Linked DNA regions of Homo sapiens: all the other regions are linked to region 4. Evidence: chromatin loops called from intact Hi-C (ENCODE). Cell type or tissue: PC-9. All regions are shown on one strand. Links, peaks and the distances in the headings refer to the core of each region. The heading gives the core; the rest is flanking DNA. Region 1 overlaps LINC02036 (long intergenic non-protein coding RNA 2036). Region 2 has its middle 6.7 kb from the start of LINC02048. Region 3 overlaps LINC02036 (long intergenic non-protein coding RNA 2036). Region 4 overlaps HES1 (hes family bHLH transcription factor 1). Region 5 has its middle 16 kb from the start of LINC00887.

Region 1 (6,243 bases), core at 840-5,839, 71 kb after region 4:
CACCATGCCTGGCTAATTTTTTTTTATTTCTTTAAGCAGAGACCGGGTTTCACCATGTTGGCCAGGCTGGTCTTGAACTCCTGACCTCAAGTGATCCACCCACCTCGGCCTCCCAAAGTACTGGGATTACAAGTATGAGCCACTGCTCCTGGCCTATCATTTTTTCTATACACAGGTTTGACAACTGTTTAATCATAGAAAACTGTATAAACAACTTTAGAGTAAAACTTCATCCCTATAGCCTTTAAAAACACTGATGTATATTACTGCAAAGTGAAAGAAAGTTGTGAATATATTGAATTTTCATATTACCATCCAAATGGTTGTTGACAAATTTGTTTAAAAGAAAAAAATGAATTTGGATTTATGCAAACTTGGCAGGAATTTACAAATCAGAGGGAATAAAGACAGCAATGTTCATGGTTCCTGCTTTGTAGTTTTTTAATAGTAATAAAAATTATACTTGATACATACACAACATTTTACATTTTCCAAAACACCTTTATATGCGTACTTTTACAGGAAATCCTGATAAATGACAAGATATATGCTACCTCCCTGCTGCAGATTGAGAAGGCAGAGGCTTGTCCATGATCACATAGCTAATAGGGCCACTGTGATCTCCACCCACCACCCTTTGCCCAAAGAGCAACATAGCGCCATGTGATGGTCCCACACAGAACCCAAGAAAACTCGAGGACGGCATTGACACAGTAGCTCTTTTAGGGCTGATTGTAAGATCTGTGATCACAGAATTTTTTTCAAACATATGATACGCATTTCAATAGGTCTTCTGCCAGAAACAGGGTTAGCTATATAATTTGTGGATTTTATTTACTATTTAGTGTCTTCCTAAGTAAAGAAAAATTCACATTTTAAATTATTAGCATGAGTTTTACAATTCCTCTTTAATTTGAATAGTGCCAGTTTTAAATGCAAATATAAGAACATTTAACTCCTACGCAGAATCACCAAAATTGCAGAATTTTTATTTTGTAGCCTATATATGTATGTATGTATGTGTGTATACATGTATATATATATATTCTTACCAGAACAGTGAAAGTGCTATACAAAACTAACCCCGCTGTTTTCATTTCTCTTGGTAATACACACACATTTCCCAGCCCTCTGTACCTTTGGCTTATGATGAGGCTGAATGAAAGGGCAGGGAGCTATGGATCATCCTTGCTCTCTCGTTCCTTCTCGTGTCATTTTCAATGGATCTGTTTTGCTAACACAAGGACATAAGGTGAGTAAGAAAGGATATGATGGGATTATTTGGTCAATTGTGTTTTTCTTAGACTGCCACTGTCTTTTTTTGTAATCTTTTTTTTTGTTTTGTTTTGTTTTTGAGACAGAGTTTTGCTCTTGTTGCCCAGGCTGGAGTGCAATGGTGTGATCTCGGCTCATTGCAACCCCCACCTCCTGGGTTCAAGTGATTCTCCTGCCTCAGCCTCTCAAGTAGCTGGGATTACAGGCGCCCACCACCACACCCAGCTAACTTTTTGTATTTTTAGTAGAGATGGGGTTTCACTATGTTGGCCAGGCTGGTCTCAAACTCCTGACCTCAGGCGATCCACCCATCTCAGCCTCCCAAAGTGCTGGGATTACAGGCATGAGCCACCGCGCCTGGCTCTTTTGTATTCTTTTGTACTGGTTTGCAAGGAGTGCATGGCTTCTAAGGGCCCTAGGGGCCCGCTTACTCAGGTGTGGGCAGAGTGTGCTTACCTCCCTGAGTCTCGACGAGCTCCTGGGCATCATGGGCCCACTGGACTCCTGGACTCCTGAGCATGGAGAATGCTCTGTATGAATGGCATAGCGAGGAACTGCAGTGGCATGACCCCTCTCCTCCACTGTCTCACTGGGCTTCACTTACAAAAAAGAAGTTCAAAGATGAAATTATCAAGAATGTCAAGACAGTGACAGAAGAGCATTAAGCCAAGCACGTGACCCTTCTCAGCATAGAGTCCTCTATAACAGAACTTCACGGTCACATGGCAAAGTCAGCACAGAGTATTCCTAGTCTAGAGGCTTTAAGAGTACAGATGTGTCTCTCAGGCCCCAGGCTGAACTTCTAGACGAATTCCAGGGTGGAGCACCTTCCTCACAATATCCCTAGAATTGATGAGGCTCCGTGAAGCATAATCCCAGAGGGAAGCTGGAACTCCCAGCACTGCCCTACCTGAGAGCCTCGTGCCTATAGCTGCGTGACTTGAGGATGAGGAAGGAAGGGAAAGGGGACAGTAGAAATCCTCCAGGCACAGCTAGAGTGCAGTGGAAGCAGTCTTGTCAAGAAAATGCTATTATGACCAGAAATTAAAGGGGAAATCCAAAATGTTGTTATAACCTAGCGATGTTCTTCTTTACCCACAAAACAATGCTTTAAAGAAACTAATTGCTCAAGACATCTCTCTCGAATACACATTTACACAGTCTATTTAATACAACCCCTGGAACAACTGCAGTGAAACAGAGCGTCAGGGAAACCTAACTTCCAGACACAGCTCTGATTCCTTCTTGATGGGTGACTCTGGGCAGGCCACCTAACTTCTCTGAGTCTCAATTCTCTTATCGGTAAAATGGGAATAATGATTCCTAACCCAGAGGTAGGGTCCTTGTGAGAGAATGCATGTAAAAGTGAGCTGTAAGCTGTAAATCACTGTGCACACATGAAGGCATGTATATTGCATTGGCACGTTGGTATCCTGTGTACAAACGTTATATATCACACACGGACACCATCAGGAAATTCCACTCCGGGGCAGAGTGATTTACAAAGCCTGCTCAGAAGTGGAGTCAATTAAGGTCAGCTTTCTATGTTGCTAAACAACAGGGGATTCTGGGTTCAGTAACGTTGAAAGGCAGGCCCAACACACCCCTTGAAACTGGGCTTTTGAGAGGGTTCAAAGGAAGGCGAAACAAAAGCCCCTCTTTGTGATGTTTTCACTCTTCCTGCATTGTCCTCTTTCACCCTCCAAGGGCCTTCATGTAAAGAAGGGCTGCTAATGTGGCGAGTGGGAGTTTGAAATTGTCCTGGGCCAACAATGTTGGCACATTCTGCCGGGCCTCATTACAGAATCATCTGAAATGCTCTAGAAGTGTTTCCCACTCATTAGCATAAATAGCAGAAAAACTCTTTCACAAACAAAGCAGGTTCCATCTGCCCCAGTATGTCCTCACCTTGACTTCAAATGGCCAGTCCCTCCCCCAGCACAATACAGGGGCGCCGGCCTCCGAGGCCCCAAACACCCCACTTCAGAACAGCATTCAGCGAAATATCAACACGGTAACCTGCATGTTTATTCATTGGCCAGCCCCCTCCTTTTAATGGAGTCCCTTCCCCATTGTGACCACTTGATTCTTTCACAGACCTAAAAGGGACAGGCAGGGAGAGGCTTCCTTTCGAAGCTGTTGGGATCCTTAGCAACCCACACCTTGTGAGTGGGTCAACTAGGCTAATTAGGTTTGTTCTGCCTTTTTGGCCCAGGCGTATTTTGTCAGGTATTCTGCTGTGAGATTAAAGAGTCATTAATCACCCAGGCCTGACGCTGACAAGGTGGCTTTTACAATGAAGTCCACTTCCCTGGTGCTGGCTGGAGCCTAGGCCGGATCTGTTTTGCATTACATTGCAGAAGAATGTAATGTGGGCTTCTTCCCAGGCGACCTCACAGGATGTCAACCTCGGGCCCCCGGGCCTTAAGAAGGCCGGTGCCAGGGACAGAGATAGCATCTACTTTGAAGGCAAACCGTGCTCACAGCAGCTGGGTGGAGTCTGTTGGGTTCTGGAAGGGCAACTCACAGAATAAGGTACAGCCTGACAGAGTCAGACCTCAGTCCCCAGCCGCCCAGCCCCGCATTTTCCCAAAGAAAGCCCAGAGGCTCAGAAAGGAAGGATACTTGCCCGAGGACACATAACAAATCACGGTGAGAGTCAAGATTAAAACAAGGCATCTCACCACTATCACACTACCACATCTGAATCCCAAACTAAGCTTTTTATAACCCTTTTCAACATAATCAATAACTGTTACAGTTGGCAATTCAGAGGTCCTGCACTCTTAAGCGGAGAAAGAAGGGAAGTCAATCCCATTTGTCAAGTGCTACAAAAGGCTAAACTCTGTGCCATTTTGCATATAATTGATTCCATTTAAATGTCATTTTCATAAGATGACTTGTGAAAGGGCTCAGCCACCCTTAGTTCTTACCCAGTGCAACAGTTTTCCTGATAAGTAGACCTTATCATCCCTATTTTTTTTTTTTTTAAGATGAGAGTCTCCCTGTCACGCAGGCTGGAGTGCAATGGCGCGATCACAGCTCACTGCAACCTCTGCCTCCAGGTTCAAGCGATTCTCCTGCCTCAGTCTCCTGAGTAGCTGGGATTACAGGTGCCCACCACCATGCCCGGCAAATTTTTGCATTTTTAGTAGAGACGGAGATTCACCATGTTGGCCAGGCTGGTCTCGAACTCCTGACCTTGTGATCCGTCCGCCTTGGCTTCCCAAAGTGCTAGAATTACAGCCGTGAGCCACCGTGCCCGGCTAGCATTCCTATTTTTATGAACAAAGAAGCCAAGACACAGCAAGGTTAAATAACTCATTCACGGCCGATATTCTTTCCTATGCCAGACTGCCATTTGAAAAGATGAGTTCTCTAAATCCAGGTGTTCTCATGAACTTTTATTATTGCTGATGTCAATCATAAATTAAAAGCTTAGGTCAATTATCTAAACATCAGATTATCAGAATGTGTTGTTTCCTTTTAATCTCAATGTGTGATCATGCCATCTATCTCTGCTGATGTTTCCTTGTTGTCCTTTCTGCTTTTATTCTTTCATTAATTTAGCAAACATCTGTTGAGCATGCTGGGGATACCCAGATTTTAAAAACAAGGCCATATGCCCCTTTCTTGTGACATTACTGGAAAATGAGCTCCTCACAAATAAGAAGGTAAACCAAGAAGGAGGAAGGCGAGGGCTTTGGAAGCCAGGAGCTCCAACACAGAAGGATGGTGAAGGCAATGCCTGGGAGGCTGCAGGGTTCTCCAGAGGAAGGCTACATGCCCAGTGCATAGGGAGGGCAGCTGGCCCACATGCTGCAGGGCGCAGCCCTGGGACAGGCTTCAGCAGAAAGACAAATTCGATAGGAGACCTGATCATCTACATCACCAAGGAGGAGATTTAGAACTTTGGCAGAGTTTGAACCTTTATTATTACTTAATACAATGAAAACAAAACAAATGGACTCACGCCTGTAATCTCAGCACTTTGGGAGGCTGAGGTGGGTGGATCACTTGAGGCCAGGAGTTCAAAACCAACCTGGCCAACTTGGTGGAACCCCACCTCTATTAAAAATACAAAAATTAGCCAGGCATGGGGGTGGGCACCTGTAATCCCAGTTACTAGGGAGGCTGAGGCAGGAGAATTGCTTGAACCCAGGAGGCAGAGGTTGCAGTGAGCCGAAATCAAGCCACTGCACTCCAGCCTGGGCAACATAGTAAGACTCCATTTCAAAACAAACAAACAAAAACCAACAATAATAAAAAACAAAACAAATGGAAAAATAAGACAGTTACTAACTCCAGGAAAGTAAAGGCAATCACACTGTACTTCAGGGCACAGTTATAAACCTAGTTTATATTTTCATATGGAAACAAAGAATGATGAACAAGCGATACTAGTATATAATAACAGTGGGAGGATATGGAGTGAAAGAGTGTGTATATGAGGGGAGGCCACGGCACAAGAAGAAAAAGCTAAACTCATCTTTCATGGTGGGAATTCAAGATTTAATGCTTAAAACTAAAAAATCAAAACAGAAACACAAGCATATTAGGGACAACATTTGTGGACTATTTGACTCTCCAAATTATGTGGATGTGTAACTTTGGTAAACACAGAAACTCAAATTCAAAAGTCATTGATGAATTTGATTGCAAAGTAAGACATTGTGTTTGTTGTCAAAGGGTTAACAACGTCCTTGGGAGGCTGTCAGGCCAAGTCATAATTGAAGCATACCTGGGATGCTCTGACCCTTCTGTGGGTCGTTGAGAGGTGGAGCAAGAGGTTAAGGAAGTTCACAGGTGAGGGGAGGGGCAATGTCTTGAGTGGATGCAGCTGTGAAAGGGAGGGAGCGTGAGGAATTGGTATCACAAACATTGACAGCGTGAAAGCCAGAGAAGGTGGTAGAACGCTGGGGAGATAATCCTGGTCCTGTCTAGCGAGATAGACAAGATTCAAAAGTG
Region 2 (6,243 bases), core at 778-5,777, 130 kb after region 4:
CATCCTCAGGCTCTGGGTTCCAAGTCCAGCACCCCCTCGTCCCATGCCTGTCAGTCTGTCTCACTGCTGGCCTCAGGTCCTTCATCCTTGAAGACTGATGTTATGTTATAACAGAATACCTGGTGTTTGTTTAAGCACCAGAAGTTCCCCTATCTTTTGAGAAACGCACAGAAAACAGATAATCCTCCAAAAATTATCCTCTTTCCCTGCCTCACTCTGGACAGAGAAAATGTTTGGACGTTACCACAAATTGCAATCACCCATAGAGGATTTGGGAATATCTCCAGAGGCAAGTTGACTTTTCAGGGGCTAGTCCTCTGGATCGCCCCGTTGGAGGGATGCGACATTTTTTTTCCCCCTGGGACTTTTTTCTTTTTCTTTTCTTTTTTTTTTTTTTTTTTTTTTTTTTTTTTTTTTTTTTTGAGACTGGAGTGTCACTCTGTTGCCTAGACTGGAGTGAAGTGGTGAAATTTTGGCTCACTGCAACCTCCACCCTCGGGTTCAAGCAATTCTCCTGCCTCAGGTCTTTTGTGAAGGTCTGACTAGCTGACGACTAGGTAGCTCCTGTGCTTGTTTGGCCTCAGATCCACGCCCTGCCCTCCCTCTGCTCTCTTTCGTCACAGGGGACCCACCCCTGCAAGCTACATTTGCCAAGGTCCCCATCTCCCACTGCCAGGAGACTGTGAGGAGGAAGAGGGAGGAAGCTGTCTCCCTTTATCTGACTGCTCCTCCTCTGGGGTCCCAGCTCCTGCCAGGGAATCTCGCCCACGGTTTTAGCTCTCACTGGGTTCTGAAAACACCACCTCCTCTCTCTGTCCGCAGCCCAGGAATGGTGGCGTCTCCCTGTCCTGTGCTCTCTAGGTCACCTTTCCCCATGTTTGCACTTTCATCTTTCAGTACCTTTCCAAGCAGTTCCCCTCTATTAAGGTCTCCAGAACGAATTATGTTTTCTACCTGGACTCTGCCTGTCTCCGTGTCACAGTGAACTTGTTGAGGCCCAGCCCAGAGAGGGTTAAAATGACAGAAGTATGGGACAGTTCAATCTCAACACCGCATTGACGGTCAGAGAGGCAGGGCCAGGAAGGAGGTTCCAGGAAGGAAGATCAGGTCTGTGTTGGCCTGTGCGTGCGGAGGCCGCCCAAGTGCAGCCTTGGCTCTGTGTGGGGACCAGGGGGCCTGGAGCCGGCCCCAGCTGTCCTCCCACAGGCCCCTTTCTTCTCACGCTCAGCTGCACGAGGCCCCACCAGGCCTGGCCTCCTCCGACGCTATGACGCAGTGTCGGTGCCTCTCACGTCCATGGGCCAGACCGTGTGACTCAGCCTCTCAGGGCTCTGCGCGGGCCAAGCTTCCAGGTCCACGTCACCTCCATCAAGGCAGGAGAGGAGGGCCAGGTCCGCATCACCTCCATCAAGGCAGGAGAGGAGGGCCAGGTCCGCGTCACCTCCATCAAGGCAGGAGAGGAGGGCCAGGTCCGCGTCACCTCCATCAAGGCAGGAGAGGAGGGGCTTCCTCAGCGACCTCAGCAAAGGAAGCAGGTGTCTTTGCTCTCCACTCCCAAACCCAGGCCATGTGGGATGCAGGAGAGAGAGCCACAGACTCTGCCTTCTCCTCTCCCACCCACCCCTAAGGCCTCTCACTCCCTCAGGCTGATGGGTTCTGACTGAGACTTTTTTCTCTCTCCTTTTTTTTTTTTTTTTTTTTAGATGGGAGTCTTGCTCTGTTGCCCAGGCTGGAGTGCAGTGGTGTGATCTCGGCTCACTGCAACCTCCAACCCCCAGGTTCAAGGGATCTCTTGCCTCAGCCTCCCGAGTAGCTGGGATTACAAGCATGTGCCACCGTGACCAGCTGATTTTTGTATTTTTAGTAGAGATGGGGTTTCGCCATGTTGGCCAGGCTGATCTCGAACTCCTGACCTCAGGTGATCCACCCACCTCGGCCTTCCACCGCACCCAGCCCTGACTGGGACTGTTAACAGCTTTACCCAAACAGGGACCGAAGGAGAGGCTGACAGTGTTATTCAGGAGCACAGATGCACCAGGTAAGAGGGAGGAAAGCTGCACCTTGGCTTCTGCTACGTGCCAGCCACTGAGCTAAGTTCTGGCATGCATTTCATGTCCTTTCATCAGTCTATAATGGGAGAGAGTCAGTCCCCTAAAAATGCAGCAGGCCCCATTCAGTACATCTTCACTGGCTACTATGCATTCTGCAGGGTTGAGTAAACTATGGGTCCTGCCTTCCAGGAAAGTTAAGGACATAAAGTTTGGAATCACCCAAACCTGCCTGGGTGTGAATCCAGACTCCTACAATTAGTGTTTACGTGACCTTGGGCAAGTGATTCTTGTCCCCCGAGCCTCAGTTTTCTCATCTATGAAATGGGCATCATCATAATCTCATCTCATTGAGTTCTTGAAAGATTCTCTGTTTTCTCATCTATGAAATGGGCATAATGTTCTCATCTCATTGAGTTCTTGAAAGATTTGTGTAAGTAACAAGCTTAGCATGGTGCCGGGCACAAAGTGAACACTCTTCAACAAGTCTGGGCTGTTTCTTGTTGAATTAATGAGTCTAGGATACACGTTCAGTCCTAAGGTAGCACCTGGGAGTAGGAAAGCATTTGGGAAGGCCGCCCCACTACTTCCGTCAACCCTGAGAAGCCTTCTGATCCTCACATAGGATAAAACGCAGCTCTTCCTTTCTCATGTTGGAAATCTCCAGTGACCTGACCTTGGAGGCATCCCACACGCCCTCAGTCCCCCGGCGGGCCCTGCCACCACCCCTCAGCGTTGCCGGATGTGCGGCTGAGGTCCAAGGTTTGGAGAGTTTCCGGGACTGGCCGGGTCACCCTGCGGCTCGGCCGTGTCTGGCAGCCCCACCCTTCCTGGCAGCCAGGCCCTCTGAAATTCCGCCAGCACCGGGGGACGAAGAAGGTCTTGCTAGGATGGGGGAGGGCGGGAAGACGGGGAGCACGAGCCGGCTTTGCCCTCCCATCCAGCCACGCGGAGAATCCATCCCTGGCGGTGCCGACTGCTCCTGCTAGTGGGGAAGGAAGCTCCTCCCGGCACCAGGACCGAGCGCCTCCACCAGGCCTGCTAGAGGATCACACCTCCATCTCACCATAGAGCCCCCCACAGCCGAAAAAGCCCTCCCACATCCAGTTCCCCCAGACACTTGGTGGCTTTTCAGGAGACACGGTTCTAACACCCATTTCACAGAGAAGAGCACTGAGTCCGTCTCTGGCCGTGAGGCTATGGCAGGGCTGGGACTGGAAGCAGGGCCTTTCATTTGACTTCTTGTAGGTTTCTTCCGGGGCACCACTTTGTTTTTGTTTTTGTTTTTGTTTTTTGTTTTGTTTTGTTGAGATGGAGCTTCACTCTTGTGGCCCAGGCTGGAGTGCAGTGGTGCCATCTCGGCTCACTGCAAGCTCCACCTCCGGGGTTCAAGCGATTCTCCTGCCTCAGACTCCCGAGTAGCTGGGATTACAGGCGCCCGCCACCACGCCCGGCTCTTTTTTTTTTTTTTGTATTTTTAGTGAGACGGGGTTTCACTATGTTAGCCAGGGTGGTGTCGAGCTCCTGACATCAGATGATCCACCCACCTCGGCCTCCCAAAGTGCTGGGATTACAGGTGTGAGCCACCGTGCCGTGCCCAGGGCACCACTTTGAAAACTGGCATAGAGGAAGAAATGGCCACCTTCTCACCCATTGCCCACCCCTTTCCGCCTCCACCCCTCACACAAGCCTGACACCACCTTGACAAGAGGACTGCTTCATTTCATTGCCCTGGGTCGCTAGAGCCTAGTGCCCCAGGGTGTGTTGACTGGCTCGCTCCTTTCCTGCCGGATCATCCTGCTTCTTCAAGCTCCACCCATCTCAGGATCAGCCTTCCCTTCCAACCGCAGGCCTGACCCCACTGCTCTACAGGAGGAAAAGGCGCTCTGCGCTTTGTGGCCGGATCCGGGGTTCAGCAAGTCTCATCCTGGAGCTACCTCCATCAGAGTCAAGCTGTGCAGAGGCCCGGGGCAGCTCAGATGCTTGGGTGGGGGTGGCGAGGCACGGCTCCTGCCCTGTCAACAGAACCCGCAGAGGTCTTCAGGCTGCCCCCTTGAGAGCAGACTCTGTCACCCCTGCCCTGGCAAAGACCAATTGGAGAGAAGCCATTTTGGAGCCAGTCACTCATTAAGGAGGGGGAGGTGACCCTTGCCCTGCCTTCTTCCCTGAAAACAAAGTCCTTCCTTTGAGCTCTCCAGAGGCTGGCCTCCTGCACTGAATGCAGCCACAAGCAGCCCCCAGGGAGCCCCAGGTCCTGGGGACAGGCCCCAGAGGCCTGGCTTGGAGACCCTGGCTTGGAGGCTCTCCCAGGCCTTGGAGCCTGCTCTCTTCCCTGGGATAGAGGGGAGGGCCTGCCACCCGCCACCCGCCTCCTGGATCCTGTCATGGGACAGAGCTGGGCCTGAGCTCAAGGACAGAACAGGCAGACAGTGATCTGTGTTTTCTGGGAAGACAGCCAGTCCTCGTGCCCTCAGGCTTCCGGGCACTGAGGAGTATGGCCGAGCAGTCACCCGCCGCCCTGGCTCAGCCCCCTCCAGGCCCAGGCTGGGTGGGCACACCCCGTCCCTGGTATCCAGGCCAGAGAGCTGCAGCAGGAGGGGCCATCACGCTGCTCTCTCTCCCTCGCCTGTGGCTTCATAAACTAAACAGTACAGCATCAAGGGGAGCGGGCATGCAGGCTGAGCTCTGAGCCGTGCCAGCCTGTGCCCCAGGACACACAGAGGCATCGTTTGGTGGGTGCACCCTGAGCATGTCTCATCCTTTCCCCCTCAACGAGGCTGAGCTGCTCAAGGGCATGGGAAAAGCACTAATTTGGCCTCAAAACAGCATTGGGTTCCAGTTCCTGGGCAGTGCTGCCATCCACCCGTGGGACCATGGCGAGTCATTTCATCCCCTGAGCCTGTTTTTTCAGCTGCGCCGTGGGGCAGTAACCTCCGCTGTGCCCCTTCCTAGTTGCTCAGTCTTATGGTGTCAGGCAGCTGTGAGAGTACCGAAGCCATGATACTCCCACGAGAACTTCTCCCTACTTTTTTTTTTTTCTTTTTTTTGAGACGGAGTCTCACTTTGTCTCCCAGGCTGGAGTGCAATGGTGTGATCTTGGCTCACTGCAACCTCCCCCTCCCAAGTTCAAATGATTCTCCTGCCTCAGCCTCCCGAGTAGCTAGGATTACAGGCACCCGCCACCATGCCCGGCTAATTTTTTGTATTTTTGTAGAGACAGGGTTTCAACATGTTGGCCAGGCTGGTCTCGAACTCCTAACCTCAGGTATCTGCCCGCCTCGGCCTCCTAAAGTGCTGGGATTACAGGCATGAGCCACCACGCCCAGCCTCTCCCTACTAGGGTTTCATAAAATCTTATTGACCTGGTTTCATAATTCAATTTCACATATGAGGAGAAATGAAGGCCAGGGAGGGTGTAAGTCACTGGCCCGCAGATTGGAGCTGTCCTCAGGCATCCCTGGAGGCCCAACGAGCAGCCCGGCCAGGCCCGTTGTGGTTGACAGAGTTGGTGTCTGCCCACCCGAGGGCAGGACAAGTGGATGACCCCGAGCAGAGCCCCAGTAGGGAGCTGTAGGGGGCCTGGAGCTCACCTCTCATTCTCTTACTTAATGGAGAGAACTGCCCACCGCTCAGAGGAAGCGAGGCACTCTCCTGTCCCGCTCTCCCTGTGGGCTACTCAGAGCAAACCGAGGGAACCATGTTTCTAGGAAAGTAAATGGAGCTTGGATAGAATGGGGAAGGGGGTCAAAACCAGGTGCAGGAGAACCGTGTCAGGTGGTTCAACCCTGATGGTGAGAACTATCTTCCAATAGCCAAGGGCAGTCCTACAAGAAGGGATTGGACTCTATCTGACCCCAAAGGGTCTGATGAGGGCCCTAGAGCAAACGTCTATGGAGGGCAGATTTTGACTGCTATAGGAACTTTCCAACAGAGGACGGACTGATCCTTGGCCGGCACACCTCCGGTCACTAGAAGTGTCCGTGCTAGATTGGACACACATGGTTGTGGGGAGGTGATTCTGGAAAGGAGATCACGAGTTAAGGATATCAGAGGATCCTCCCACTTCCTGGAGATTCCAGGCTTCTCTGTTCACCGCGGGCTGTGAGGTTATCCCTGGTATTAATTAGCAAGTGCTGCCTAAGAGGGTTATTTAGAACATAAGTGCTTGGCCAGAGCGTCTGCTGGTGCCGCCCCA
Region 3 (6,243 bases), core at 474-5,473, 63 kb after region 4:
GTGTCCCATTCGTCGGCCCTTCCTGTGCTTGGCTATGCAAGCCAATCCATTCTCTGCGATTGCTTGAAATTTGTAAAAAAGAAAGAGAATGAGGCTTTGTCATCATTGTGAGCTTGAGTAAATCATTTCTCACTTCTAGACCTCGGGTTTCTCACTTGTTAAGAGGGTGGGGGTGGGAGACTAAGCAAATCCTCAGGTTCTTAAAATTTGTTGATTTAATTGATCTGGAAAAGGGATTTTTTCCACCATTTTGGTTTAGGAATATTTTATGGGGCCCAGGATGCAGAGGTTCCTTGAGTTCCTCAGTGAAGGACCGCAGTGACTTCATGGTTGGGGTGGCAGTTAACCTGAGCAGCAAAGACTGCTGGGTAGAGCTAGGCGCTGCTTTTCAGAACCAAAGGCTTCACCTATTTGAAACTTGTATTATGGAGGCATGTTACAGAGGAAAGAGCACAAGACTTAGAATAATTGTCCTAGATTTGAGTCTAGCCACTAAACTAACTCACTGAGATTGTGGCCAGGGCACACCCCAATTTGGGGACTCAGTTTACTTGTGGGTGAAGTGAATATGGGAGACAGACTCCCAGGAGGCTCCATGGTCCATGCTCCCTGGTGTACCCACCCTTGTGGGATCCCTTCCCTCCAGTGTGGGTGGCACCTGTGACTTGTTTCTAACCAACAGAATATGGCGATGGTGGTGGACGTCAGTGTCATGATATTAATATATTCCAGCGGACTTGAACACCCATCTTACTAGCCGACTTTTGCTGTCAACTGTCTCCCTTGCTGGCTTTGATGGAGTAAGCTGCCATAGAGAGAGGTCCTGGAGAAGAACTGAGGGTGGCCTCTGGCTGAGGGCCCACAAGAAGCTGAGGCCCTCAGGCCAACAACCCTCAAGGAACTGAATTCTGTCAACAACCACATGATTTTGGAAGCAGAACCTTCCCCGGTCAAGCTGCAGATAAGATCCCCAGCCCTGACTGACTCCCGGATTAAAGCACCGTAAGAGAATCTAAAACAGAGGAATCAGCTAAACTGTGCCTGGACTCCTGACCCACAGGAACTGTGAAATAATAAATGTGCTGTTTAAAAGTACGAAGTTTGTGGTAATTTGTTATGCAGCAGTAGATAAGTAACACAACAAAGCAGTTATAACCTTCTGTACCTGACATCCTGTGAGCATGACAATACTCTTCTTATGATACCAGCATTACACATGTAACAGAAACCACTCCATTATGACATACACAAACATATTGTAAGCTGCTGTTACTATGCTGGGTTGAGAATTATTCATCTTTCTAGAACTCCTAGGGTACTTGTTCTGTATTTAGATTCTCATTTAATCAGGACTCATTTCCAGGCTTCTTCCTGCTGATTGTAAATACCATGCTCACACACACAGGTCCACATTCACACATACAGATCCACATTCACACACACAGGTCCACACACACACACACAGGTCCACGTTCACATACAGATCCACATTCACACACACAGGTCCACACACACACACACAGGTCCATGTTCACATACAGATCCACATTCACACACACACAGTTGCACACTCACACACAGGCCCACACTCACACACACAGGTCCACACTCACACACACAGGCCCACACTCACACACACACATCCACACTCACACACAGGCCCACACTCACACACACAGGTCCACTCTCACACACAGGCCCACACTCACACAGGCCCACGTTCACACACACAGGTCCACATTCACACACAAGATCCACACTCACACACACAGGTCCTGCATCTCGCTGAATTTAATTAAGGATCAACCTGAAATAAAATGGCTCCAACAGGGCAGAGGATGCCTCTGAGAGGTTCTGAGGACAGGAGCAAGAGACTTTGGTGTTATTTGGTGTTGTTGGTCCTGACAGTCAGGGTCAAGTAGAAGAATATGAATCAATGAAGCTTGAGGAAAAATTAGAAAATTAGTCTAGCAAGGGGAGCCCCATTTCTGTGCAGAAACATATGGCCACCTATAACCAGCAGCTAAAGATATTGGACTTCTTTTAACATACAGAGGTGCCCAGAACAAGTGTAAGGGCCTCAGTGAGCTGCAAGTTAACGTTTTGTTGCTTTCCAAGTCTGCTTTTCTGGAATCCTGACATCCCCTACAAATAAAATCAACATTGTGGACTGTCTCATTTTAGCCATGAAAGGAATGGACCTAAAGTCTGGTTAGTGTCTGAGGTGGTGGTTGTCGAAGGTTCCAGAGAGGTGCCAAGGAAATATGGCTCAGCCGCATCTCCATGAGGAGGAGTAAGTCCATGCTTCTGCCCACAGGGGCCTTCTAGGCTACCGGTGAGCTGTCACTTCCTCTTCCAGGAGAGTTTGATGGGTGCTGGTGCAGCAGCCGACTTAGGAACCAGAGGAGGTGAAGACACCCAGGAGATCAGAGCAGGGCTGGGGAGTGAGGAGAGCAGCGCTTAGTGCTTTTGAATGATGAATTCCTGCCCTTAGAGACTTAGTAGGTGGCGTCATTTCCTCCCGGGTACCCGTCCCCCCAACACCTGCTTTGTCATTAAAGGACGATCCACCTCTGCCGAAGAAGAACTTAAAGGACAGGCATGTAAGACGCATTAAATGACAAAATATAACCTGATGAACAAAGGCAAGGGGGCAGTCTCGGTTCATTGAGCCAGGGGGATTTGGGTAAACTTCCCAGGGGCATCCCTGGTGACCCCTCCAAAACCCCAGCAAGAGGCTGAACTGGGCAAGGGTTAACTGGCATTTCTTGATGAAGTGATTTCAGCTCTGAAAGTCTGATGCTCGCGGCCCCAGCAGGAGGCCCCTGGAGTCCCAGGTTTGGGACAGGGCGAAGTGCCAGGCGGTCTCCTGGCCTCGGTCCCTGACAGCGAGGGCAGCAGCGAAGGCAGCCGCGGGGGCGGCGCTGGAGCCGACGACCGGGCGGGGAAAGCCCGAGACGCGGCCCGGGCCCGGGGTCTCGGAGGCTCGGGGACTCCGGCGCGGGCGTGTCTCTGCCCCACGCCGCCCACAGCAGCCGACCCGGCCCCGGGGGTAGATGATCCGCGGCGCGGAGCCCCCTGGCCCGGGCCTGCCTTTGTGGCGCGGCGGCGCGGCCGCCTTTGTCCCTCCGGCGCGCACGCCCCGCCGCGCGCCGCCTTCTGCAAGGATCACCCCCGCCGCGGCGCTACCTGGCCCTTTGTCACCAGCTGCCAAAGAATTCAGAAAATCAAATTTATTTCCCGATTACGGCCGGAGCGCCCCTTTGTGCAGAGGGGTCTCTTTAACTGCTGAGATTCCAGCAGACACTGTGCAGCCCTTTATGGCGCAAAATAAAAGCCGTCCCGCTTCTTGCCCCGGCCCCCGCCGCCCCTCCCGGCTCCCCTGACTTCCAAGCCCCTGTGGGAACCTGGGAGGGACGCTCTTCTCTCAATAAAAACGCTTATGAGCCCGAAGACATTGGGGCTTGAGTGTCTTGCCAGCTAAAGGGGATAAATCAATGGGCATCTTGAGTTCGGGAGGGTGTATTTCCCTTTTTTTCTGGGAATGAATAGATGAATGGTAACTCCGTTTCTTACCAGCCCAGCACTGTCCGAAACTCGCCTGGACAAGTCCAACTTCATTCTTTTCAGTACGACTAGCTCCTGTGCGCTGCAGAAGACTCGGGCTGATCTGAAAGCGCCTCTCCTATTCGAGACTCTCAGGTTTTAAGTAGGTCTTCCGCACCTGCAGATGAAAAAAGATGTGGCTATTATTTTCCTCGATTACGTTGACATTGCCTGAAAATGAATACAAAACATTGCCTTGCAAAGATTTTTTACCTTTTCTTTATTTCTTTCTTTTTTGTGTGTGTGATTGTGCAGGGAAATAAATGTATGTCTTTTATATTTTTGAGAAAAGTCTAGAGTGACCACATGTTCACAGCACGCATTCCCACACTTCTTGTCCACTCATAAAGCAATGGATAAGAGAGACGGATATGCACAAATCTACTAACCCATCAACATCAGCCCAATAATAAATGCTCCCATGAAAACAGTTACAAAGGCCATCATAATTTGTACTCTCATTATAAAATATTTAGCAGTATAACTTGAATTATATAGTCATGGAAGGAAGAAATCTGTATTGGAAGAATTAGGCCCATTAATTGTAAATCATACATGTTATAAGGCTTTTGCAAGCTCTTAAGAATAATAATACATAATACATAGATATTTAGCACTTAGGATTTTTTTTCACCATCTCTTTTTTTTTTTAATCGTGAGAATTGAAAGACGCCACTCAGTCATTCTGTGACTACAGGAAGTGATTATAAATCAATGCCACAGTTGCTAACAGACGGCATTCCTCTCTTTATACACATCTGTGTGTCTCCTCACACACAGGCGTACATGCACACACATATGCACACACACACACAAGTGCTTGGCCCACTCAGCCTCCCCATAATTTCACAAAAGAGTGACTCTAATGTTTGCTGCCTCGTGGGGAGCCGGTGGGCACAGCAGTGGATTGGATACCTACACCAGAGAAGGCCTGAGAGGCGTAATCAAATAAGGGAACCACTTGAACTGAACTCCCAGCAGGAGCGGGAGGGAGGCCTTGAGAGGTTACACGTAGTTTTTATCCAGCCTTGCAGGAGAGCACCAACTTCCTGCTGCTAGAAATTTGTCTGCAAATTTTTTCCTCATTCAGACAGAGAGCTGGGGTCCAGGAAACACTGGGTTGATATGATAACTTGATTAAGTCTGGGGACAGATGACACGGGAGCACCAACTCGACTCAAAGGAACCTGTGCTCTCCTCTTTAACCTCTCCTTGGGAGCCTACAAATTATATCTATTAATGCATCAGCCCCGGGAACTGCACAAAGACATTGTCTGCCTAAATGTATGTCAGTCATTTGCAGGGGCCTTTGTGGAATTCCCACCACATTTTCATGTCTCTTCGCTATTTGAAAAAATAAAATGTAAACTGATGGGCTAGACAAAGGCTCACAGTCTACCTCCTCTCGTTAAAATCGCTTTGAAGGCAGAAGTCAAGTTCATCAGCAAAAGTGTTCAAGAAATTCTTGAAATGGGCCCTGGGCAGCTGGAGCATATCCAGGGGAGAGAAACTACAAGGAAGAAGGGTTTGGAAACTGCATCCAGTGAAGCATGGATGGAAAACCCAGGGATTTGCCTGGAGAAGAGAAAACACAGAGAGGACTTGGGAGCTGAAGAAGTGCCAACGGGAAGAAGGATGAGAGTTTGCTGTGGGTCCCGGGACAGAGCCCAGGGAGAGACAGGCGTTCGCCAAGTGCCAGCAAAGTGACTGGATGAAAAATGGGCCACGTGCTGGGGCCGCCCCTGCGGATGTGAGGAAATCAGTAGCGTGGCCACAGCTGCACAAATCACAGCTGCCTCTCCTGGTGTCTGATCCAGGAGACAGCCGGCCATTGAGAGGCTGGTAAACCTCAGCTCCAAATAACGTGAGTTTTTAAAATGTGAGGGTTAATTTAACATACAGTAAGTTTTGTATCCACCACCCCAGTCAAGATATAGAAAATTTCTACCACCCCTGAAAGTTCCCTTGTGCCTTCTTTCCAGTCAGCCCATCACATCCCACTCCACCTCCTAGGCAATTATTGTTCTTTTTTTTTTTTTTTTAAGAGATGGATTCTCACTCTGTTCCCCAGGCTGAAGTGCAATATCAGGATCATAGCTAACTGCAACCTGGAATTCCTGGGGTCAAGTGATCCTCCTGCCTCAGCCTCCCAAGTAGCTAGGACTATAGGTGTGCACCACCACACCAACTAGTTTGTTGCTATTTTTTGTAGGGATGCGGTCTCTAACTACTGGCCTTAAGCAATCCTCCCACCTCAGCCTTCCAAAGTGCTGAGATTCCAGGCATGAGCCACTGTCCCTAGCTGGCAATCGCTGTTCTGATTTCTATCACTCTCAATTAGTTTTGTCTGTTTTTAGAACTACATTTAAATGGGATAATACAGTATGTACTCTTTTGTGTCTGGTTCCTTTTATTTAGAGGACGCTCTTGAGATTCATCCATGTTGTTTGCTCATTTTTGTTGCTGAGTAGTATTCCCTAGGAGGGCTATAACACAGTTTGTCCACCCATTCTCCTGCTGATGTGTATTTAAGTTGTTTCCAGTTTGAGGATATTATGAATATAGCTGTTATGAACAGTCTCATAATACTTTTCATTTCTAAGTCATAGGATTAGGGTATATTCCAAATGCCTTTTT
Region 4 (6,243 bases), core at 792-5,791:
TGGGAGAGAAGAGGACTTTTTTGATTAAGTGGTTACTTTGTGTTTTTTTAATTTCTAAGAAGTTACTTTTTGTAGAGAGAGCTGTATTAAGTGACTGACCATGCACTATATTTGTATATATTTTATATGTTCATATTGGATTGCGCCTTTGTATTATAAAAGCTCAGATGACATTTCGTTTTTTACACGAGATTTCTTTTTTATGTGATGCCAAAGATGTTTGAAAATGCTCTTAAAATATCTTCCTTTGGGGAAGTTTATTTGAGAAAATATAATAAAAGAAAAAAGTAAAGGCTTTTATGTCTTCGAACTGATTCTTCCAGAATATGTAAAAAGGCTTTTGGTGGAATTTGAATTACATGTAATTGGTAATTCAGGAATTGACTCTTTTGTTATTAAAAGAACATTTGTAAAAATCCATCAAACTTTTCACCAATCCTCCATGAACTAAAAAGACTAAATTCCATTTACTTTACAAGCAGCCATCTGGTAAGGCTTCCCTGATAAACTTGTGGTCAGTCTCTTAAAGGATTTCCAAAAAAAATGTTTTTAAGTTGCAGTCGGGTAAGTCTGCAGCCCTTGTTCTTCTAGCTCCTCCTGAGGAAGATTGAACAGGACTAAATTCACGAAGCTAATGGATCCAATCCTATTGCCCATTGCACGTTAAGGGTGGTTCCTGCAGCTCTCCTCTCAGGGTAGCTCACCAGCATCCAAAGCAAAAACACTTCCAACTGCTGCGCCTCCTTCAAGACTTGGGGTCTTCATTAATTAGCCAATCCTTTGGTTCAAATAAGACGTTCCCTAGCACCCAAAAGTTTCCTCTCCGCACCCTCTTAAAGCAAGCTGAAAAGGTCAACAGATTCCTTCTGCCAAGGGACAGTTAGTTAGACTCCCAAGTGGAGGCCGAGCCCAGATGATTAACACCAGACATGTGTTTTTGATAAGTTTCTGTGCTTGGCTCTAATAGAGAAAGCATGTGGGGGCTGTGCTGGCAGGCACACAGGCCATCTTCCCCTTTTAATACAAACAGCAAGCGACCCCTTCGCTTGGTCATGCCCCATTTCCAGGCAAGATGTGGGCTCCAGATAGAAGCAAAAGGGTTGTCTCGGGTTTCAGCTCACATAACCCTCCTTAACAAGTCCTAACTCAAAGCGGACAGCTTTAAACTGTGCCAGGATCTGCAGGGAATTTCTTCCAAATCCCATCACAAAGGCTTGTCAGATTTTGTCAGATTTGGCCAGGTGTTTGACTGCATCCAGGTGTTGGGGAAATGAAAACCACGAGCCCTGCGAGACCAGACACATCAGCCGCGCTGTGGGTCTGGCGGGCGCGCCCTCCTCCCCCACCGCCGGCCAGTCCTCCTCCCCCCCGGCCCCTCCCGCCAGCCTCCTCTAACCCCCCTTTTCTTAGACCGGCTTCTGGGAGGAGAAGGATGAGGCGGGAGAGATCAATCTTTGAAGCTTTCCTAACAAAGATAAAGCCAACGATTTTCTGTCTTGTTTCAAAAGCTTTACCTCTCCCCCGCCCTGCTCTGGCCTTTCCCACAGGCCAGTGTGGAGAGCGGCTCTATCATAGGAATGATCGGGGAGACAGCAGTTTTCCACTCAAGATACCTTCGGACCCAGCTTCCACCCCAGAGGGAGAGATTTAAAAGAGACCTTTTTGAATTTGTCTCCTACCTGCCTTACTTTGTGTACATGAAAGGTGTCCAACACACCTTCCGCCAAAGAAACACACACACACCCTTATCATTTTTCCACGTTTTCCCTCCTGTTGAAACACAAACAAAATAACAATCGTCCATTAAGACACCCAACTCAAGCACCAGTGTTTCATTTGGTAAGCCTGTCCTCTGGGTCCACTAGGAGCCCCTTAACAGTCCTGGTAGAAAAAATCAGACCTCAATGTCTTATTTTTACACAAGGAATTCCTTTTACATCGATGTCTTTAAAATTCACAGGAAAAAAAAATCTCAACACCAGTTGAAAATTCAATGTCCCTATGTTGAAGGGGAACAATTTTAAAAGTGCATTTGTATTAATATCACCGAAAGTACATAGATATCTTCCTAGGGAGGGGACTAAATCAAAGGAAAAACACAAATACGTTTTTTTCTTTTTTTTAATTGGTGATTTGAAAAGAGCACTTTTTTTCCCCCTGAAAGCTAGGTTTAGACTATTCCACGAGGATTTTTTCTTTGTTACAGTAAGGGGAGAAGGTGGAGACCCCACTAGGCTCCAAACCGGAAAGGGCACTTTCCAGTTCCTGCCCAGCTATGCCACCAAATTCACTGTGTCACCTTGGATAAGTCATTTCCCTTCTCTGGGTCATTTCCAAGTCTGGAAAATGAATGGACTTATTTCTAAGACGCTGTACCCTCCTGCACTTTGGCTGTTTCTGGAGTAAGTAGCTGAGGGAGAGGCGAAACTTCAAAAACGACTTCAATGATGTTGCCTCCCTGGGGGTCCCTCAGGCCTGGCCTAATTATACGGCCTCGGGCACACCAGCAGCCCCTCTCGCCGGCCCCCAGCAGTGCTGATCGCTCGGGGAGATAAGGCACGACTCCAAACTGCGTCCGGATGCGGGCCGCGGGCCCCGGCTGCCGCGCGCATTAGCCTCTCAATGGAGCCCTTCCGGGGCCCCGGCCCCCCGCCGTCTCCAGCAGCATCCGGAGCGGGAAAGGCGCCGAACTGGAAGGGGGTGGGGGTGCTCTTCGGTCAACACGAGAGCCCTCTCCAAGCGCAGAAGCGCGACTCCGGAGGCTCGCCCCTCCTCGCGCCCCGTCCCACCCCACGCGTTTCTGGAATGGGGACCCTGGGGTTTCGTTGGACCCCCTCGTCGTCACCACCGTCCCGGGAAACCTGTCATTAAAGTCAATTAACTTTTCCCACACCCGTTGGCCGGTAACAACCCGCTCCTAGCTTCCTCCCCGGCTCCTAAGTGCAACCAGATGGGCGGACGGGCTGCCCCCGCCGCGCGCCCGCCGGGGCGGCCCGGGGGTTCCAGGGAGGCCGCCCGGGGCCCTCCGCCCGGGCGGGAGCCGGCCAGGGCGGCCACGCCGGGCCAGCCCTGGCGGCCCTGCGGCCAAGGTGGTTCGCTTAGCAGGCCCGGCTGCTTTCTGGCAGGAAATGAATAGCTCCCAGATGAGCTCAGGCAACCTGAGAGGTCGTGAGAACGGCGCGAACCCCCGCCTGTGCAGCCGGCAGCCTGCCAGGCCGCGGGGGGAGCGGGCGGCGGCGGCGGCGGCGGCGGGAGGCCGGGAGGCCCGGCGGGCGGGCGGGCGGGCGGCGCTGACACACGAGCCCGCGCCCGCTCCCGCTGACAGGCAGGCCGCCGCCCCCGCTTCCCCCGCCCCGGGCCCCAGCGCCTCCCAAGCAGCAGGCCTAGGCCGCAGGAAGGCGGCCGCGCGGCCCCGCCGGGCCTGGGGGTGGGGCCGCCTGCCAGTGTTTTTCCAGTTCCCCCGGTAGCTCCGGGCCGCATTTAGTAGCTGGGGAAACTGGGCCGAGGCCAGGGCCGGGGCACTAGAGGCCCTCGCGGCCCGCAGAGCCCTGCCAGGCGGCAGGCCACGCCGGGGCAGGAGTGGGCAGAGCGGCGGGGTGAGGCCATCCCAGCCCACAGAGCCGTCCCAAAAAAGACCTTGCCACCAGACAGCAACCCTGGACGCCTAAAAAAAAAATCCTCATTTCTGAAAACCCTGAGCGCCTACTGAGTGCTCAGCAGGCCCAATTCCCACCAGCCTCCGCCGCACCGAGCTCCCTGTGTAGCCGGGGAGATCCACAAACACCCTCGTGACTCATCCCAGGTTTGATGTGCTAAGTGCCAAAACTGAAGTTTAAACAAAGGGCACCTAGAACAGAGAGATTAATTCTGATGAGAGGAAACCAGGCCGGGGAGGTTTTTCAGAGTTGGCACTTGAAGCCGAGAGGTGAAAGATGAGTTCAACAGGAAGGGTTAGAAGCAGAAGGGTGAGGGAAAACGCGGAGATGAACATATATACGTCCAGTCTGGGGAGATGTCAGTATGTTTACCATGGTGTGGTATCTAAGTTTTCAAATATACAAATTGGCTTAGAGGTCAAAAAAAGAAAAAGAGGGATAAGCCCTGCCGCAGTGGTTGGCTTAAATGCAATACAGCCCAGGGGTTAGAAGCACGTGGTCTGGCTCCTGGCGGCTTGGCTTAGGTTTTGAGCCCGAGGGAAATTACTGAACTCCCTGCCTCAATTTTGTAACTCTGTATCTCATTTGTAACTTAGGGCTCGTCAGGGTAGTGCTTCACAGGGTTGAGAAGATGAAATGAGTACATGCACTTAAAGCATTTAGAATAGTGCTGTCAGCTCTTCGGATTCTTAACCACAGTGAGGGACGTTCACCAGACAAGAAAGCCAGTCCCGGCCTTTGCCCAGCGATGGCAGGATCTGCTTGTAATTGCACCAGGCCCTAGGTGAAAGGACCACTGCTTCTTCCTTAGTTTCTGAATTTCATGCATTCATTTGATAATTATTGAACCAGGCACTATGGGAATAAAGGGAGAAGAAAGGCATGGTCTCTGTAACTATAAAGCTATCTGGTAGACAAGACAGCTTCCACACAAGAACAGCACTGCTGGGCGCGGTGGCTCACGCCTGTAATCCCAGCACTTTGGGAGGCCAAGGCGGGTGGATCACAAGGTCAGGAGATCGAGACCATCTTGGCTAACATGGTGAAACCCCGTTTCTACTAAAAATACAAAAATTAGCCGGGCTTGGCGGCATGCGCCTGCAGTCCCAGCTGCTGGGGAGGCTAAGGCAGGAGAATGGCGTGAACCTGGGAGGCGGAGCTTGCAGTGAGCCAAGATTGTGCCACTGCACTCCAGCCTGGGTGACAGAGCGAGACTCCATCTCAAAAAAAAAAAAAAAAAAAAAAAAAAACCAAGAACAACAACAAATTGCTGTGTTAAGTGCCATAAGGAAAGAGTCATGCACAGTGATGGTACAAAAAAAGATTGCACGTCACAACAGGTAACTTTTTTGGTTCTCCAAATATGATTAATCCTTGTGATCATTCATAGAAATTACTGGCATAGTAAATAATTAGTCAAATTCCACCTAAGAAAGGTGATTCTCAAATGGTTAATTTCAAGGGTAATTATTTTACAATACTAACATCTTCTGCATGAGCATAATTACCTAGATGTGGTCAAGAAACTGGACTGCGAGTCAGGAAATCTGAGGCCTGATCCAGTTGGACTGCTACCTGTGAGATGCTGGCCAAGTCCCCTTACGTCTCTGGGCTTCGATCTCTGTGCCAGCACAATGAGAACGTTAGGCCAGGAAGCCTCTGAAGTGCTTTCAACTCCAGTCTGTGATTCCCTGTCCTCAGTGTGCTTCTGTGTGCCTTTACAGTTTGACACATGCTCTGTGGCTCTAGCAATGTATATCAGGCGTATTTCAGACCTTACAGCCAAGGCCCTGGCAGGATTGTTACAGACAAGTTTTTTGTTTTTTTGTTTTTTTTTGAGACGGAGTCTCACTCTGTCGCCCAGGCTGGAGTGCAGTGGCACTATCTTGGCTCACTGCAAGCTCTGCCTTCCGGGTTCACACCATTCTCCTGCCTCAGCCTCCTGAGGAGCTGGGACTACAGGCACCCGGCTAATTTTTTTTTTTTTTTGTATTTTTAGTAATGACAGGGTTTCACCGTGTTAGCCAGGATGGTCTCAATCTCCTGACCTCATGATCCACCCACATTGGCCTCCCAAAGTGCTGGGATTACAGGCGTGAGCCACCGCGCCCGGCGACAGACAAGTATTTTCATCTGCAGTTAAAGATATGGGGACTGAGACCTGAAGGACAGGCATCGTAGTTCACCAGAAAATAGCCTACGTATCAGTTTCCTGGAGAGCTGCCATGTTAGTGAGAATCATAGCTACTGCAAAGTACATCGAAGGCAGACTGCATCTGCCAGGATTTGCTCACATATGTGCTACCAAGACCTTATCCTTTGCTATGATATCGAGCAGCAAGAGTTAAAAATACCACTTTCTCTCTTCATCCTAAAAAAATTTCCCCCAATCCTTTTCACTTGCTCACTTCTTTTCTGAAAAGAGAATGTGATCTGTTGGTTCTCGGGACTCTCTCTATTTAAGAAATATACTTCCCCAACTGGGCCAGGTGCAGTGGCTCACACCTGTAATCCCAGCACTTTCAGAGGCAAAGACAGAAGATTGCTTGCACCAGGGGTTCAAGACCAGTCTGGGCAACATAGTGAG
Region 5 (6,243 bases), core at 769-5,768, 160 kb after region 4:
AACAGTGTGAAGGTCAGGGGCGGGAGAAGAAGTGATTTATTGACCAGGTCTCCATCCAGCCTTTTTGGGATATGACTCTTTCAGCAGAATGTCAAAAAGTCTAATTTTCTGTGGACTCCAGAAAAGTTGATTTTGATCAGATCAACAAGCCACCTCAGAGTGTTGAACTCATACCCTCTGGCTTTTTCTGCTAATGACTATGAAATTCACATTCAGTGATGAACCTCTTCTCAGGATGGAATGCTTTTATAGTAATGCCAATTAATAACTTTCTTCTTCTCCTAGCCCTCTTTGTGATGTTGAATCACAGGGCATAGATGCTGGCAGGGCTTTAGAGGCACTAGTAATGTGGTTTTTAAATTTTTTTCATTGACTGATCAGCATCTTTCATCTCCTTGGTTCATAACCTGTGAAGTAGGCAACAGCCTGGATCATTATCCCCATCTTATACGCGAAATAACCAAGAAAAAAAGCGGCTAAGCCACTTACCCAAGTTGTAGAGCTAGGTCTAGAACATGTCTTATGACTCCCAAACAATGCTCAATCTACTACATCAAACTTCCTTTCTCTTCCACCCTGCAGATTAGATGCAAATTACTACATGCTTGAGCTTCACCGAGAAGGAAACCAGCTCAGAGAGGAGTAGAGGTCTGGCCTTCATGGCAGTGTGGGAGAGCTCCTTGACTCTTACCCTCCCTCCAGAGACAGAAACAGTTTCCCTTCAAACCATCATGAGGATTGTTGCACGCCAGCTCTGTCTTAACTTAAATATGACTCCAGGTCAATATCAAAAGGAAGGTGACAGTGTCCACCTACCCATTCCCCAGTAGCTGGCCACATTGTGCCGTCCTAGCCACAGCTGAGCCTGCTCCAGGCCATTCTCTTGAAACACATACTAGCATCCTCCCCCGAGCCCAGCTTCCACTGACAGGCAGGCTCTGAATCCAGCAGGCTGCTGCCTGAAGCAGCTCCCAGCAGGAGCTAGATGGAGGCCGGCAAGGTTACAGGTGCTTTTCATCCAGCCTCACAGGAGAGCACCAACTTCCTGCTGCTAGAAATTTGTCTGCAAATTTTTGTCTTCATTCAAATCGATGGATAGAAGCCGGGAGACACTGGGGTGATATGATAACTTGATTAAGCCCCAGAACAGATGACACGGTAGCTTAAAGGCCATGTGCTCTCCTCCTTAACCTCTCCCAGGGAGACCGCAGGCTTTGCTAGTAATTGGCCCATTGTCCTTCCACTGCGATTCCTGCACAAGCCGGGAATCGCCTGGCTAGGGGCTCCTCTCTGGGGCAGCCTTAAATACTCTCAGACCAGTCAGGCCTAGGGAACTGTGAAAAATACCTGTGCAATGGAACATACCAGAGTCACATTCTGAGAAGCTAAAAATGACCCTTACTGAAAACAATGACCTAGGATATTCTCCCATCCTCAAGCACAACTGTAAATTGCAACACACACAGGGATGAAAGCCCAAGACTGTTAAAAGGTGTTCAAACTTTTAGAATATTCCGTTCTTTTGGGGGAAAATCCCCCTGACCTTTCATTTTTGTCGAGGTTGGTGTCTCCTGCTGGATTACCCATTATTGAGAATGTTTTTGATCAACCACTTCCAGATACTCTGGCATTCACTGGTGTGAGCCCGTCTTGGGTGAGCTAAGGTGGATACCTGTGTATATCATTGCCTCTGGAAAAGAGATAGGTGGGTTCCAAGCCAGAAAGAAGAGTGCTAAATAGAAGATATAAGTAGAGCTGGGCGTGGGGTCGTGAACAGTGGCTCAGGCCTGTAATCTCAGCACTTTGGGAGGCTGAGGCGGGCAGATCACCTGAGGTCAGGAGTTGGAGACTGGCCTGGCCAACATGCCAAAACCTCGTCTCTACTTTAAAAAAAAAAAAAAGGGCCGGGCACAGTGGCTCACGCCTGTAATCCCAGCACTTTGGGAGGCCAAGGCGGGCGGATCCCGAGGTCAGGAGGTCGAGACCATCCTGGCTAACATGCTGAAACCTCGTCTCTACTAAAAATACAAAAAAAAAAAAAAAATTAGCCAGGCGTGGTGGCGGGCGCCTGTAGTGCCAGCTACTCGGGAGGCTGAGGCAGGAGAATGGCGTGAACCCGGGAGACGGAGCTTGCAGTGAGCGCGGCACTGCACTCCATTCAGCCTGGTCGACAGAGCGGGACTCCGTTTCAAAAAAAAAAAAAAAAAAGTAGCCGGGTGTGGTGGCGGACGCCTGTAATCCCAGCTACTTGGGAGGTTGAGGCAGGAGAATCGCTTGCACCTGGGAGGCGTAGGCTTCGGAAAGAGGAGGCTTCAGTGAGCCGAGACCGCATCACTGCACTCCAGCCTGGGCGACAAAGCGAGACTCCATCTAAAAAAAAAAAAAAAAGATGTAAGTAGATATTTGCTGTGATGATAGTTTTGCATTCTATTTTAAAATCTTCTGTCAGTCTTTGTTCAGTGATAGACTTAAGACATTTAAGAGCTGAGAGGGAGCGGAACACGAATCCCCTCAACCCATTTTTTTTTAGGAATATATGAGAGGAATAAAATTCGCTACTGTCTGCTCAAAGTTTGAGTTGGACCCTTGCTGGGGAATGTGAAAAACAAAGCTGTTGGTGACGCTTTGAAAATCAGCAAGGTGTACTATTAAAGGTTAAATAAATGCTATTTTAAATTCTCATTCATTATGATTTATTGCTCAAGTCTCCCTATGAGAAAGAGGGCTACAGTATGCCAACATCACCCCTTTCTGTCTTTGTCATGGGAATGGAATGTCTTTTGAACTGCTAAAGTAGATAATTCCATGCCTGGAAGAAAAACGAAGGCAGGGGGAGGGGAGAGTAGAAGGAAAAAAGATCCTCTCATTTCCTAATAACTGCAAAGGCCAGGAATGTGCCACAGCGGCATTCAGGAAAATTCGGCGATGCGTGCCACCGTTGGGTGCGCGCCCCGTCCCTCTAGTGCCAGGTGGGGGACTGGGAAGCCGCCTCTGCCATCTGCCAAGGACCCACGCGGCCTGAGTGATTTACCCATTCCCGGCAATGGCGAGATTTCTTTCTAAAAAAAAAAGAAAAAAGAAAGAAAAAAAAAATCTTTGTTGTTTCACCGTTGGCCTCTTGGCCTCGAAGGGCAGCGCGCGCCCCGCCTGCAGTCCCCCGGGCCGCGCGGCTGGAAAGGCCTCTCTGAAGGGGGCGTTCCGCTCTGCCCACTGCGACTCCGGCCATTGTCCTCATTCGCCCCGCACGGGGACTGAGGAGGGGGCTTTTTAAGTAGTTCCCCGGGAACAAAGGGGACTCAGGCGCCGGGCTTCATTACGGGCTCGTTGGCCACACCAGCGGCCCCGCCTCTCGCCACAGCCTCGGCCACAACCAGCCCCAGCCAGTGGCTCAAGGCCGCCGCCGCCGCCAGCTTGCTGGCTCCTCCCGGCCCTCCCCCTCCTGCCCCCTCCGTCCCCTCCCCTCCAGCCCCGGGCCCCCGCTGCGCCCACGCCCCGCCGGACCGCTCCCGCCTGCCAGGTAAAAGCAGAGCGCCGGGATCCACCCGGCCCCGGGCCGCTCCAGACCTGCCCCACGCCCTGGCGTGTCCCTTTCCCGGTGGGGACCCTCTAGCGGCCTGAGTTTGAGAGAAGATCTAAGCTAAGCCGCCACAGCGAGGGACCACATTGAGAAGATCGGAGCCTGCCTGGCCGTTGTGAGCCTCCTCTCCTGCGGCTGAACAGACCTAACTGACTACAGCCAGGAGTGGGTCATTCGAGGGTCAGGAGAGGTTTTAGACGTAAAATACACACGTGGGTGACCTCAAACATACTCTCTGAGCCTCTTGTTGAACAAAATGGAGCTAGGCAGTTTGGGGTTCTTTGTTTGTTTGTTTTTACATGGAGTCTCACTCTGTCACCCAGGCTGGAGTGCAGTGGTGCAATCTCGGCTCACTGCAACCTCCGTCTCCCAGGTTCAAGTGATTCTCCTGCCTCAGCCTCCCAAGTAGCTGGGATTACAGGCACGCGCCTCCACGCCTGGCTAATTTTTGTATTTTTAGTAGAGAAAGGGGGTTTCGCCATGTTGGCCAGGCTGGTCTCGAACTGCTGACCTCAGGTGATCCGCCTGCCTCAGCCTCCCAAAGAGCTGGGATTACAGGAGTGAGCCACCACGTGGAGCTAGGCAGTTTTAAGAGTGATCAATAATGTATGAGACACGCTCCTTTCTAGTAGGTGCTGCTTAAATCATAATTAGTGTCATTGTCGCATGGAACCTACAGCATCCAACGTAAGAGGCTTTGAAAAGTGCTTCTGGGCCGGACAAGGTGGCTTCCCCCTGTAATCCCAGCAACTCTTGGGGCTGAAGTGGGAGGATTGCTTGAGGCCAGGAGTTCAAGCACAGTCTGGGAAACGTGGCAAGAGCTCATCTCTAAAAAATAAAATCAATTAGCCAGGCATGGTGATGCCCACCTGTAGTCTTAGCGACTCAGGGGGCTGAGACACGAGAATTGCTTGAGCCCAGGAGTTTAAGCCTCCAGGGAGCTGTGATCACAGCACGGTACTCTAGCCTGGGCAACAAAAGAGACCCAGTCTCTTTTAAAAATTTAAAAATAAAATAAGAATGAAAGTGCTCTGAAGTGATGAGGACCGCAATGGAGCGTCAACAGCAGGCTAGGAAATCATAGCACGTGCTCCTCCACTGAGAGAAACCTCCTCCGTGCGCCCCCTGCTCCTGCCTAAGCTCCTCTGCAGAAGGACCTTCAAAGCCTGGGGCAAGCTCCCCCGCAGGTGCTGCACAATGATAAATCCTGATGCATAAGAGCCCCAGACAAGGCTAATGGGCCACGCGTGGGAAGCCAGGAGGTAATTGAATGGAGAGATTTCCCTGGGTGGCTGGGAGGGCTGCTCCACGCTGAACCATGCCAAGCTCCACTGCTCACAGAGGATCTGGCCAGCGCCCGCAGGAAGTGGGTGAAAGAACATTCACTGGTAGAAAAGAGTGCAGCCTCCCAGGGGAGCTTCCCATAGGGCCAAAGAGCTCGCACTCCAGCTCCTCGGTGGCACCCCGGATTAGTTGAAAGGCTGCCCTCATTGGTGCCCGCCCAGAGGACTCCTGATACATCAGATGAGGCCTGGGCAGGCAGGTGGGAAGCACAAACCCACAGGCAGCTGAGAACAGATACAAATCCTCTCCTCCATCCAAACAGAAGACCATTTGTTCCTTCTCCGTTGGGGTGGGCACTGAGGAAGGCAGTTTGTTGCAGAGTGGAGCAGACAGCAAGCTGACTGCTGTCCCCAGATTGCCGCCCACACCTAACCAGGACTAGCCCTGGGAGCAAGGAGGGAAAATGTAGGACAGTGACCAACGGTGGCCCTGCGGATGGGTGAGCACACTCCTACTCCTTCACACAGCTCATACCAGGCACCAGATCCCAGTGATGCTGTGTCATCCACAGCACACCAGCGGTTACACCTGAGGTTCCCAAAGAAGTAATGGATTTGGCATTTTCTTTTTTTCTTTCTTTTTTCTTTTTTTTTTTTGAGACAGAGTCTCACTTTTGTTGCCCAGGCTGGAGTGCAATGGGACGATCTTGGCTCACAGTAACCTCTGCCTCCTGGGTTTAAGTGATTCTCCTGCCTCAGGCTCCCGAGTGGCTGGGATTACAGGCATGCGTCACCATGCCCAGCTAATTTTGTATTTTTAGTAGAGACGGGGTTTCTCCATGTTGGTCAAGCTGGTCTTGAACTCCTGACTTCTGGTGATCCACCCGCCTTGGCCTCCCAAAATGCTGGGATTACAGGCATGAGCCACCGCACCTGGCCGGATTTGGCATTTTCTTTTCTTTTTCTTTTTTTTTTTTTTTTTTTTTGAGACAGAGTCTTGCTCTGTTGCCCAGGCTGGAGTGCAGTGGTGCCATCTCGGCTCACTGCAAGCTCCGCCTCCCGGGTTCACGCCATTCTCCTGCCTCAGCCTCCCAAGTAGCTGGGACTACAGGCGCCCGCCACCACGCCCGGCTAATTTTTTGTATTTTTAGTAGAGACGGGGTTTCACCGTGTTAGCCAGGATGGTCTCGATCTCCTGACCTCGTGATCCGCCCGCCTCGGCCTCCCAAAGTGCCGGGATCACAGGCGGGAGCCGCCCGCCCGGCCGGATTTGGCATTTTCAAAGCACACTATCGTTTTCTTGCTGGATTGATGTCTGGCAAGCTTGCCTGATAACTGGCCTGGGTGTACTTCCTTCTTTGATTTGTATATATTTTAATCTTT

The links. A loop is a pair of places that touch in the nucleus more often than their neighbours do. Peaks named below come from ENCODE experiments on the same cell type or tissue, not always from the same donor. Only the 100,000 strongest peaks of a DNase experiment are listed, where the experiment ranks them.
Region 1: it touches region 4 in a loop (6-fold over the local background); 7 of 110 quality-filtered maps call a loop at or near these places.
Region 2: a loop joins it to region 4, with 6 times the contacts of the local background. A loop is called at or near these places in 65 of 110 quality-filtered maps.
Region 3: a loop joins it to region 4, with 6 times the contacts of the local background. A loop is called at or near these places in 8 of 110 quality-filtered maps.
Region 5: it touches region 4 in a loop (7-fold over the local background); 12 of 110 quality-filtered maps call a loop at or near these places.

The regions. Positions count from the first base shown.
Region 1 is chr3:194,209,477-194,215,719 of GRCh38, forward strand. All of the region lies in intron 1 of LINC02036 (long intergenic non-protein coding RNA 2036), which reads right to left. Among named protein-coding and RNA genes, the nearest start is that of LINC02037, 35 kb to the right of the region's middle. RefSeq lists enhancers at 2,095-4,192, 2,348-3,153, 3,154-3,959, 4,766-5,569 and a silencer at 2,764-3,058. In PC-9, for the core only: no CTCF peak of the experiment used is centred there; a DNase peak (open chromatin) is centred at 3,625; H3K27ac peaks cover 1,848 bases.
Region 2 is chr3:194,266,896-194,273,138 of GRCh38, forward strand. No RefSeq gene overlaps it. Among named protein-coding and RNA genes, the nearest start is that of LINC02048, 6.7 kb to the right of the region's middle. RefSeq lists an enhancer at 4,151-5,082. In PC-9, for the core only: CTCF peaks have their summits at 3,112 and 3,311; DNase peaks (open chromatin) are centred at 2,916, 3,896 and 4,486; H3K4me3 peaks cover 1,382 bases; H3K27ac peaks cover 3,773 bases.
Region 3 is chr3:194,201,243-194,207,485 of GRCh38, forward strand. It overlaps LINC02036 (long intergenic non-protein coding RNA 2036), which reads right to left. Exons shown (of 3, transcript NR_125403.1): 2 at 3,577-3,724; 3 at 1,774-2,437. Among named protein-coding and RNA genes, the nearest start is that of LINC02037, 43 kb to the right of the region's middle. RefSeq lists a silencer at 2,846-3,075 and an enhancer at 4,498-4,792. In PC-9, for the core only: no CTCF peak of the experiment used is centred there; DNase peaks (open chromatin) are centred at 2,389, 3,599, 4,609, 5,329 and 1 weaker place; H3K4me3 peaks cover 3,502 bases; H3K27ac peaks cover 3,409 bases.
Region 4 is chr3:194,138,313-194,144,555 of GRCh38, forward strand. It overlaps HES1 (hes family bHLH transcription factor 1), which reads left to right. Exons shown (of 4, transcript NM_005524.4): 4 at 1-420. Among named protein-coding and RNA genes, the nearest start is that of HES1, 5.3 kb to the left of the region's middle. RefSeq lists an enhancer at 2,366-3,360 and silencers at 2,993-3,062, 3,153-3,572. In PC-9, for the core only: no CTCF peak of the experiment used is centred there; DNase peaks (open chromatin) are centred at 1,039, 3,129, 3,439, 3,829 and 3 weaker places; H3K4me3 peaks cover 3,447 bases; H3K27ac peaks cover 4,777 bases.
Region 5 is chr3:194,293,789-194,300,031 of GRCh38, forward strand. No RefSeq gene overlaps it. Among named protein-coding and RNA genes, the nearest start is that of LINC00887, 16 kb to the right of the region's middle. In PC-9, for the core only: a CTCF peak has its summit at 3,089; DNase peaks (open chromatin) are centred at 2,803 and 3,373; H3K4me3 peaks cover 1,373 bases; H3K27ac peaks cover 1,976 bases.